Linked DNA regions of Homo sapiens: region 1 is linked to region 2. A link is a contact called in ENCODE Hi-C or POLR2A ChIA-PET data. All regions are on one chromosome and are shown on one strand. The core of a region is the stretch at or near the end of the contact, and the rest is flanking DNA. Distances in the headings are between cores, read along the strand shown.

Region 1 (4,457 bases), core at 1,942-4,441, 130 kb before region 2:
CAAGAGTGAGACTCTGGTCTCCAAAAAAAAAAAGGTTCTTGTAAACAGACTACACTAACTGTGAATTTCATTTTGTGGTTACAAAAGAGAGCTTTGGATCTGATATAATTCAGAACCATTGCTCTAATAGTGAACCATGGGCAGAAAATCATGGCAGAGAATCTACGACAGCAGGAATCATGGTTGAAGAGGGTTTAACCTGGGAGTGAGACTGATCTGAGTTCAAGTACAGGCACAATATTTCCCTACTTTGGGAAGACTACTTAACTTTTCCAGGCTCCCTGGAATTGTAAAAATGGGTTAAGGAGTATCTGCTTCAGTGCTAATGTAAGGCTAAAATAAGAAATTTTACAGGTGCCAGAAAATGCTAAATGTCTGAGCTTTCCCCACTTCGCACTTTTCTACAGCCCTTCTTTCTGTGGTAAATACACTTTTTTTTTTTTTTTTAAATGAGATGGAGTCTCGCTCTGTCGCCAGGCTGGAGTGCAGTGGCATGATCTCGGCTCACCGCAACCTCTGCCTCCCGGATTCAAGCGATTCTCCTGCCTCAGCCTCCCGAGTAGCTGGGACTACAGGCACGTGCCATCACGCCCAGCTAATTTTTGTATTTTTAGTAGAGATGGGGTTTCACCATGTTGGCCAGGATGGTCTCAATCTCTTGACCTCATGATCTGCCTGCCTCGGCCTCTCAAAGTGTTGGGATTACAGGCGTAAGCCACCACACCCGGCCAGTAAGTTGACTTCTTTTCTGTTTTTTTGAGACAGAGTCTTGCTCTGTCACCCAGGTTGAAGTGCAGTGGCGCGATCTTGGCTCACTGCAAGCTCCGCCTCCTGGGTTCAAGCAATTCCACTGCCTCAGCCTCCCGAGTAGCTGGGACTACAGGCGCCCAGCATACCACGCTCAGCTAATTTTTTGTATTTTTAGTAGAGACGGGGTTTCACCATGTTAGCCAGGATGGTCTCGATCTCCTGACCTCGTGATCCGTCCGCCTCGGCCTCCCAAAGTGCTGGGAGTACAGGCATGAGCCACCATGCCCGGCCAGTAAGCTGACTTCTTAAGGTTCGCTCCAGGGTGGGGTGCTGGCTCTGGTCAGTTCTGAAACTAATGCTACAGAAAGATAAAGTGATCGCTGTAGTATAGTGGAAAAAGCCCAATACCCAGAAGGCTTGGTGTGAAGTCCTAAATGTCACCCTGTGTGACGCTGTAACGCACCTGGCACTCTTCTCAACGAACGGGTGGGATGGAACTTGTTAAAGCCTCTGTTTCTATAAAATGAGACAATATGTACCTCATAGAGTTGCTTTGAAGTTTTAAATAAGTTAATGAATGTAAGTACTTCACATAGTACCTGATATAGAGTAAATGGTTATTATTCTTCTTGGCATAATTGGGAAGAACTAACTGAAAATGTTACAGTAGTGCTTCCTAAACTTCAGTCACTCTCATGCCATGTTAGAATTTTTGTCCAACGCTTGTATCATTACATATTTAATACTTTTTATATATCAACTTTTTTCCCATCTATATGATTTTAAAGGAATCTTTAAATTACCAGCAAATGGAAATCCAGTATTGTCACAAAAAAGAAAGTAACTTAAGTACAGTAGAAACAAAACAACATTATTAAATTTTAACTAGACACTGTTACCTGTGAAAAGTTCTTAGCCTGAGGCTTACTCTCTTTATTAAAACGAGAAATTAATGTGAGAGAGAGGTGCTAAAGATATAGTAGCACTTACCTGAGATGATTTCTGAAAGTAATCAGAACTGACTGAAAATTGCTTGTTTTTCTAAGAGACAAGGTCTCGTTATGTTGCCCAGGCTGGTCTCCCACAATCCTCCTGCCTCAGCATCCCAAGTTGCTGGGAGAAAACTATTACTTTAATATGAGGGGCTACATGTCTAGATAACCACCTATAATCATCTCAAATTCCTTTATCTGTATATAAATATTGCAACGAGGGGCTGGTTGCCATGGCTCACACCTGTAATCCCAGCACTTTGGGAGGCCAAGGCAGGTGGATCACCTGAGGTCGAGTTCGAGAACAGCCTGGCCAAGATGGTGAAACCCTGTCTCTACTAAAAATACAAAAATTAGTCAGGTGTGGTGGTGCGGGCCTGTAATCCCAGCTACTCGGGGGGCTGAGGCAAGAGAATCGCTTGAACCCGGGAGGCGTAGACTGCAGTGAGCTGAGATGACGCCACCGCACTCCAGCCTGGGCAACGAGAGCGAAACTCCGTCTCAAAAATAAGCAAATAAATAGATAAATAAATAAATACTGCAATGAAATATGTGAGGAAGTTGCCTCCACTCTAGTGGGGGGAAATAATTACAATTCCTTACATCTCTAATGGCAGTTTTACAGACTGCAAAGCGCTTTGGTACTTGGCATCTCAGCTGACAGTCCCACCAGGCCCGACGCCTGGAACAGTAATTTGGTAGAATGCAGATTATCACACTCACTTGACTGGATGTTACAAAGACTAAACGCTGTAACGCACCTGGCACTCTTCTCAACGGAAGGGTGGGATGGAATAGTTCATAGGTAAACCCACCGAGGGTCGGCGACTAACCTAAAGGATTAACAGTACTGTTTTTTTCAACACTCAATACGTCCTAGATCCTGTGCTAAGGGACTTACAGACATCACCTAATTTGATTCCTACCTGTCTATGAAGCAGGTACTGTTATCATCCCCATTTCACAGAGGACAAAAGTGAAACACAGAGGTAACGGGTAAGGTCACCCTGTCAGAGGGGGCGCGACGTGAACCTAGGCAAATTGACACAACTCCTGCACTTTTTTGCCCAAGGTCACGGCGGTGTGAGGTAGGCTGGAGAAGGGAGGGCGCTGACCTGTCAGATACTTGTTCCTGGGTGAGCTTCTTGTCGCTCTGCAGCAGGATGGACACGTAGTGGCGGATCATGCCTACGAAGAAAGTGATGATAACGATGGGTAGGACCACCCAGAGGCGGATGTTGGAGTCGAGCAACAGTTCTGGCCCTGCCATCTTCACTGAAAGCTGGTTCCCAGTCTGGAATGGGCGAGCTTCTCTTCTCCGGGGCACAGTTGCTTCTCTTCGGCTTCGCCTCCGGGCCTTCTCAAGCCCCTTTGCCCGTGTACCCCAGAACTCTCCTGCGACTGTGAGCCGAGCTTACTGCCTTCAGCTGGGCTGCCTGGTCTTCCACTTCCGGCGCGAACGTTGACGTCACGTCGTGGCGCACCTCAGTGGCGTCAGAGCGGCGTCGGGCCTGGCGGGAAAGTGGAAAACTATCGGCGGTGGCCCAGGCTCGGTGGCTCACTCCTGGAATCCCAGCACTTTGGGAGGCCAAGGTGGGGGGATCACGAGGTCAGGGGATCGAGACCATCCTGGCTAACAGGTGAAACCCTGTCTCTACTAAAAATACAAAAAAATTAGCCAGGCGTGGTGGAGGCGCCTGTAGTCGCAGCTACTCGGGAGGCTGAGGCAGGAGAATGGCGTGAACCCAGGAGGCGGAGCCTGCAGTGAGCCGAGATTGCTGCACTGCACTCCAGCCTGGGCGACAGAGGAAGACTCCGTCTCAAAAAAAAAAAAAAAAAAAGAAAGAAAACTACAGGCGGGGACGGCTTCTCGGTGAGTAAATGGAGCAGTGGTCGTAGTCTCTCGAGGCCCCGCTCCCCTGCGACCTAATCTCTTAAGTCCGGGCCGCGGTCGGCGTTCTTCTCTGGGGCTCCGCGCCCCAAGCCTCGGCTTCCTCATCTGCCCTGAGATGGGATAGTCCCCACAGGTACCTTTCTGCGTCGTTAAAATGAGGAAATGAGAAAGGCTTTTACCCTCACCCCCTTCCCGATGAACTAGTCCAGGCAGTCGGCCTCATCTCACGTCTGTTGGGCTTCTCGGGAAGCCAAATGGTATCGCACGTGTTAAAGGCGGGTGTCTGGAAGCCGAAAGTCCTGACTAACTGAGAATGTTGACTAATCCGGATAGCATTGAGAAGAGGAAATGGAGCTATTCAACAGATTCATTGATCTATATAAGCTGCTATAAGTTACATTTACTCTTTCTGTGTAGTACCTCACAGAATTCTGAAATTTTGGATATGACATTCTACGACATTGCATTTAGCTATTCTCACAACTCTATTTTTCAAAATGTCCAACGTTTAAAATTTTTTCTTCCTCAGTCTTTCAGGAGATTGTCATGGTTGAGAGACTGGACTGTACCTACCCACTATGAATGAGCAGAACACCATAGCTAATATTAACTTTCTGCAGGTAATCTCTGAGCTTCGGGAGAAGTTGGATCCTGCAGCATTGTGTTTTGCCATCACTGTTGCAGGCTTTCCAAGTAAAGTTAAAAAGTAAAGGACAAGCAAGGTAAAGAGCTCATGGATAATTGCCACCCTTTTCCTCACATAGGATGTCACAGTTCTCTGACATCCCACAGTCAGAGTTGGAGCTTAATACTTACAACTA
Region 2 (4,854 bases), core at 234-2,733:
ACATTTTTCCATAGTTGCAATTAAAGAAAAATGTGGGCCAGGCAGGGTGGCTCATGTCTGTAATCCCAGCACTTTGGGAGGCCGAGGTGGGCAGATCACTTGAGGTCAGGAGTTGGAGACCAGCCTGACCAACATGCTGAAACCCCGTCTCTACTAAAAAATACAAAAAATAGCCAGGTGTGGTAGCGGGCACCTGTAATCCCAGCTACTTGGGAGGCTGAGGCAGGAGAATCACTTGAACCCGGGAGGCAGAGGTCACAGTGAGCCAAGATCGTGCCATTGCACTCCAGTCTGGGCATTAACAGAGAAACTCTGTCTTAAAAAAAAAAAGTAAGAAAAGGAAGGAAGGAAGGGAGGGAGGGAGGGTATTTTGTTTTTCCCCTCAATTTATTGTATGTGTTTTCATGTTGCTTGTGTTCATAATTAGCATTTAAATGACTGCATAATAGGCCGGGCATGGTGGCTCATGCGTATAATCCCAGCACTTTGGGAGGCCGAGGTGGGTAGATCACCTGTCAGTTCGAGACCAGCCTGGCCAACATGGTGAAACCCCGTGTCTACAAAAAATACACAAATTAGCCAGGCGTGGTGACGTGAGCCTGTAGTCCCAACTACACCAGAGGCTGAGGCTGGAGGATAGCTTGAGCCCAGGAGTTCAAGCCCAGGAGTTCGAGGCTGCAGTGAGCCATGATCATGCCATTGCATTCCAGCCTGGGCGACAGTAAGACCTTGTCTCAGGCTGGGCGAGGTGGCTCACACCTGTAATCCCAGCACTTTGGGAGGCCGAGGCGGGCGGATTGCCTGAAGTCAGGAGTTCGAGACCAGTCTGGCCAACATGGTGAAACACCATCTCAACTAAAAATACAAAAAAATTAGCCGGGCGTGGTGGTGTGCGCCTGTAATTCCAGCTACTCGGGAGGTTGAGGCAGGAGAATAGCTTGAACCTGGGAGGCGGAGGTTGCAGTGAGCCGAGATCACACCACTGCACTCCAGCCTGGGCGACAGAGCAAGACTCCGTCTCAAAAAAACAAAAAACAAGAAAAAACCTTGTCTCAAAAAACAACACAAAAACACAAATTTCCTTCTGAAAGGGACTGTTCCAGTTTGCAGTGTGCCCAGCTATTTATGACCATATTATTTTTTAGACTCCGTCTAAAAAAAAAAAAGACTTGTATTTAATGTGATTTAATCGACTGTGCCCATCTCACTGCGGACACTGAGTGCGCAACCTGAGCCTGGAGCAGTTGAGGGAGACGGCAAGACCCCACGCGCCGTGTAACGACCATAACGCGCGTGCACTACAACCTCGCCGCCGGCGTCCAGGCTTCTGTGTTCTATAGCGTGGGAGTAGAGAGCAAACGCCGGCGAGGACGTGACGTTGCACAGGCCTATCATAGTGCCCGAGAATTCGTGGGTGCTCAAGAGGATGGGTGTGGCCTGGCAGCGCAGGCGCACTAGAGGCCTGTAGGGTCGGGGCGCCTGCGCAGTCGCTCTTCCTCAGGCGGCGGCCATGGCGGGACAGGAGGATCCGGTGCAGCGGGAGATTCACCAGGACTGGGCTAACCGGGAGTACATTGAGATAATCACCAGCAGCATCAAGAAAATCGCAGACTTTCTCAACTCGTTCGGTCAGCGGGCCAGCAAGGGGAGGCGGGGAGGAGGGAGGCCGCTGAGGTGGTTGGGCTGGGGCGCCGGGGAGATGCTTTGAGAGGACTCCCGCAGCCTTCGGCTGTTGCGGGTTTTCACTTCCTCCTTCAGGTCCCACCTTCTCCCTCCCGCCCTGACCCTCAGGCTCCCGTAGACAGTCTCTGTAGGGTTATCCTGCCCTACGCTGAGCTCATGGCTTCCTGCCATCCCTCTGGATCCATTCTACAAGTCCTTCTCCTAGACGCGTCAGGCAGCCCCATCCTCGCTCCGTGGTTCTTCTCCTAAGTGGTCTCCCTGCCTCCTTTGTACTCTGCATCCATTCCGGTCCCCACTTTGCACTCAAAGTGAGCATCCGGGACCGTGTCACTCCTCTGTTTCAAGACTGTTGACCGTTCCCCATCTTCAGGATCTGGTCGATACCCTCTAGCGTCGTGCCTTTTAGTTGGACCCGTTGTCAACCACTCCCGTCTTGTCCATTCCTTCCTGTTTCCTGTGTCTGCTGCGGTGAGAGTGGTGGGAGATGAGGTCAGAGGGATGCCAGGATCTTGTAGGACCTTGGAAGTCCTCTCTGTATTGCTAGTATATATAGCTTATGGTAGGTGTTCTGTCTGCTTCTAGCCCATTCCTCAGAGCTAACACAGGTCGGGTGCCTTCAGCAGAAAGATATCTTTACCAGAATCTTTCCTAGGCATGGCCTGCTTGTGACAGCCTTAAATTCTTCCTTATGAACAGCAAGCAAAGCAATCGAGATTCCTACCCCTTCTTCTCCAAGTGTTTAACAGAACTTGGCACTGGTTAGACTTTCTTGTGTAATTACAGGATATAGGGACTAGTGTACTTTGGAAAGATTTTTAAATGAATGATTCTCTAACTAAAGGACTGATGGCCTTAGGAGTACAAAGGTGACAGAGCAAGAGATTGTCAGAAAGCATCAGCGAGAGATGCTAGAGCTCCATATGAGGCCCTCTCTTAAGGCATAGTGGGAGACACAGAATAAGAACCACTTCCTACATTCAAAGAAGTTCTAATCTTGAAGATGAAATAATGACAACTTCAGGACAAAGAAGAGCATCATTTTTGTATTAAAGTATTTTCATACAGGGTGTTTAGGACTATAATCGTGGCTGAGTTCAATGGCTTATGTCTGTAATCCCAGCACTTTGGGAGGCCAAGGTGGGAGGATTGCTTGAGCCCAGGAGTTCAAGACCAGCCTGAGCAACATGACCAGATCCTATCTCTACAAAACAACGACAACAAAAAAATTAGTTGGGCATGGTCATGCACACCTGTTGTCCCAGCTACTCGGGAGGCTGAGACAGGAGGATCACTTGAGCCCTGAAGGCAGTGAGCCATGTTCATGCCACTGCACTCCAGCCTAGGCGACTGACTGAAAATTGAAAAGCCTAAGCTTAGGATTTGCAAAGGAGAAATGTCCCTTTTCTTGCTTTATAGGCAAGGAGATATCAGCTTGGATATTTTTATGTCTAATTTGTAAGAGTCACATTTTATGATCAGATAGAGAGTAAAGACTTTATTTGGGCTTTTCAACAAATTCTTTTTTTTTTTTTTTTTTTTGAGACAGGGTCTCACTCTAGCCCAGGCTGGAGTGCAGTGGCGTGATCTCAGCTCACTGCAACCTCTTCCTCCTGGATTCAAATGATTCTCATGCCCCCGCCTCCTGAGTAGCTAGGATTACAGGTGTGCACCACCACACCTGGCTGATTTTTGTGCTTTTAAAAATAGAGGCAGGTTTTGGCCATCTTGCCCAGGCTGGTCTCAAACTCCTGAGCTCAAGTGATCCACCCGCTTCGGCCTCCCAAAGTGCTGGGATTACAGGCCTGAGCCACTGTGCCCTGCCCCCAAAAATTCTAAACTAAGGAATTAGACATACAGAAGTCCAGTCTTTTGGAGCCAAAAGAAATGACTTCCCTTAGCTTAGATCATTATCCTCCCTTAAAGTGATGATAATGGCCAAATGTTTGGAGTAATTACTAGGTGGTTTTTAAAGATTTTAGAAAGTGAATTTAGAGAAAATAACAATTAAATACAACTAAGTAAGAAGAGAATTATAATGCAGGATTAACAGTCAAAGGAATTTGACTTAGCAGTTAGGTGTACCTGAGGCAAGTTCTTAAAGATTGGCATGGTGGCTCATGCCTGTAATCCCAGCACTTGGGGAGGCTGAGGCGAGCAGATCACCTGAGGTCGAGTTTGAGATCAGCCTGGCTAACATGGTGAAACCCTGTCTCTACTAAAAATACAAAATTAGCTGGGCATGGTGTTGCACACCTGTAATCCCAGCTACTCAGGAGGCTGAGGCAGGAGAATTGCTTGAACCGGGGAGGCAGAGGTTGCAGTGAGCAGGGATCGTGCCACTGCACTGCAGCTTGGGCAAAAGACGAGACTCTGTCTCCAAAAAAAAAAAAAAAAAAGATTGACACTATCACAATGCAAGAGTTTAGAAAAAGACCCCACCGGCTGCGAAACTGGATAAATTAAATTATAAGGATAGACTTGAGTATGTTGTCTTGGTATTGAATGAGTCAGGATGACTATGTATGGGATGTTTTTTTCCCATCCTAAGCCATTAGTAGGCTTGTACAATTGTCCCTTGAACAATACATGTTTGAAGTGCATGGATCCATTTACAGGTAGATTTTTTTTTTTGAGACAGATTTTCATTCTGTCACCTAGGCTGAAGTGCAGTGGCATGATCTCGGCTCACTGCAACCTCCATCTCCCAGGTTCAAGTGATTTTCTTGGCTTAGCTTCCTGAGTAGCTGGGACTACAGGTGTGTGCCACCATGCCCGGCTAATATTTGTATTTTTAGTAGAGACAGGATTCGCCATGTTGGCCATGCTGCTCTTGAACTCCTGGCCTCAAGTGATCCACCTCTGTTCAACCTCCCAAAGTGCTGGGATTACAGGCATGAGCCACTGTGCCTGGCCATAAGTGGATTTATTGCGATAAAAGTTATACAGTATGCCTACCTCTCCTGCCTCCCCTTCCACCTCTGCCACCCATGAGGTAGCAAAACCAACCTCTCTTCTTCCCCTTCTTCCTCAGCCTACTCAGCAGGAAGACAATGAGGATGAAGACCTTTATGATGATCCACTGCCATTTAATGAATAGTAAATATATTTCCTTTTCCTAATGGTTTTTTTTGTTTGTTTGTTTTGTTTGTTTTTTTGAGACGGAGTCTTGTT

The links. Hi-C counts contacts between places; a loop is a spot of excess contacts on that map. ChIA-PET counts read pairs that join two places held with the same protein, here RNA polymerase II (POLR2A). Pooled maps may share reads with other maps.
Region 1: a loop to region 2 is called in a map of B cell, with 15 times the contacts of the local background. The contact joins the promoter of EMC3 here to the promoter of BRK1 in region 2. A Hi-C loop is called at or near these places in 10 of 168 maps with a recorded cell type or tissue (B cell, CD4-positive, alpha-beta T cell, CD4-positive, alpha-beta memory T cell and 6 more), 4 of 37 single-sample maps with no recorded cell type and 19 of 50 pooled maps. POLR2A ChIA-PET finds 5 or more read pairs at or near these places in 12 of 52 experiments (A549, AG04450, CD4-positive, alpha-beta T cell and 9 more).

Annotation. Positions count from the first base shown.
Region 1 is chr3:9,983,650-9,988,106 of GRCh38, forward strand. EMC3 (ER membrane protein complex subunit 3) reads right to left here and starts at 3,192. Exons shown (of 8, transcript NM_001394674.1): 1 at 2,858-3,192. The coding sequence starts at 3,012. It overlaps EMC3-AS1 (EMC3 antisense RNA 1), which reads left to right and starts at 3,244. Exons shown (of 3, transcript NR_103821.1): 1 at 3,244-3,615. RefSeq lists enhancers at 3,010-3,657, 3,122-3,281, 3,542-3,761.
Region 2 is chr3:10,114,192-10,119,045 of GRCh38, forward strand. It overlaps BRK1 (BRICK1 subunit of SCAR/WAVE actin nucleating complex), which reads left to right and starts at 1,484. Exons shown (of 3, transcript NM_018462.5): 1 at 1,484-1,628. The coding sequence starts at 1,511. RefSeq lists enhancers at 1,292-1,581, 2,032-2,081.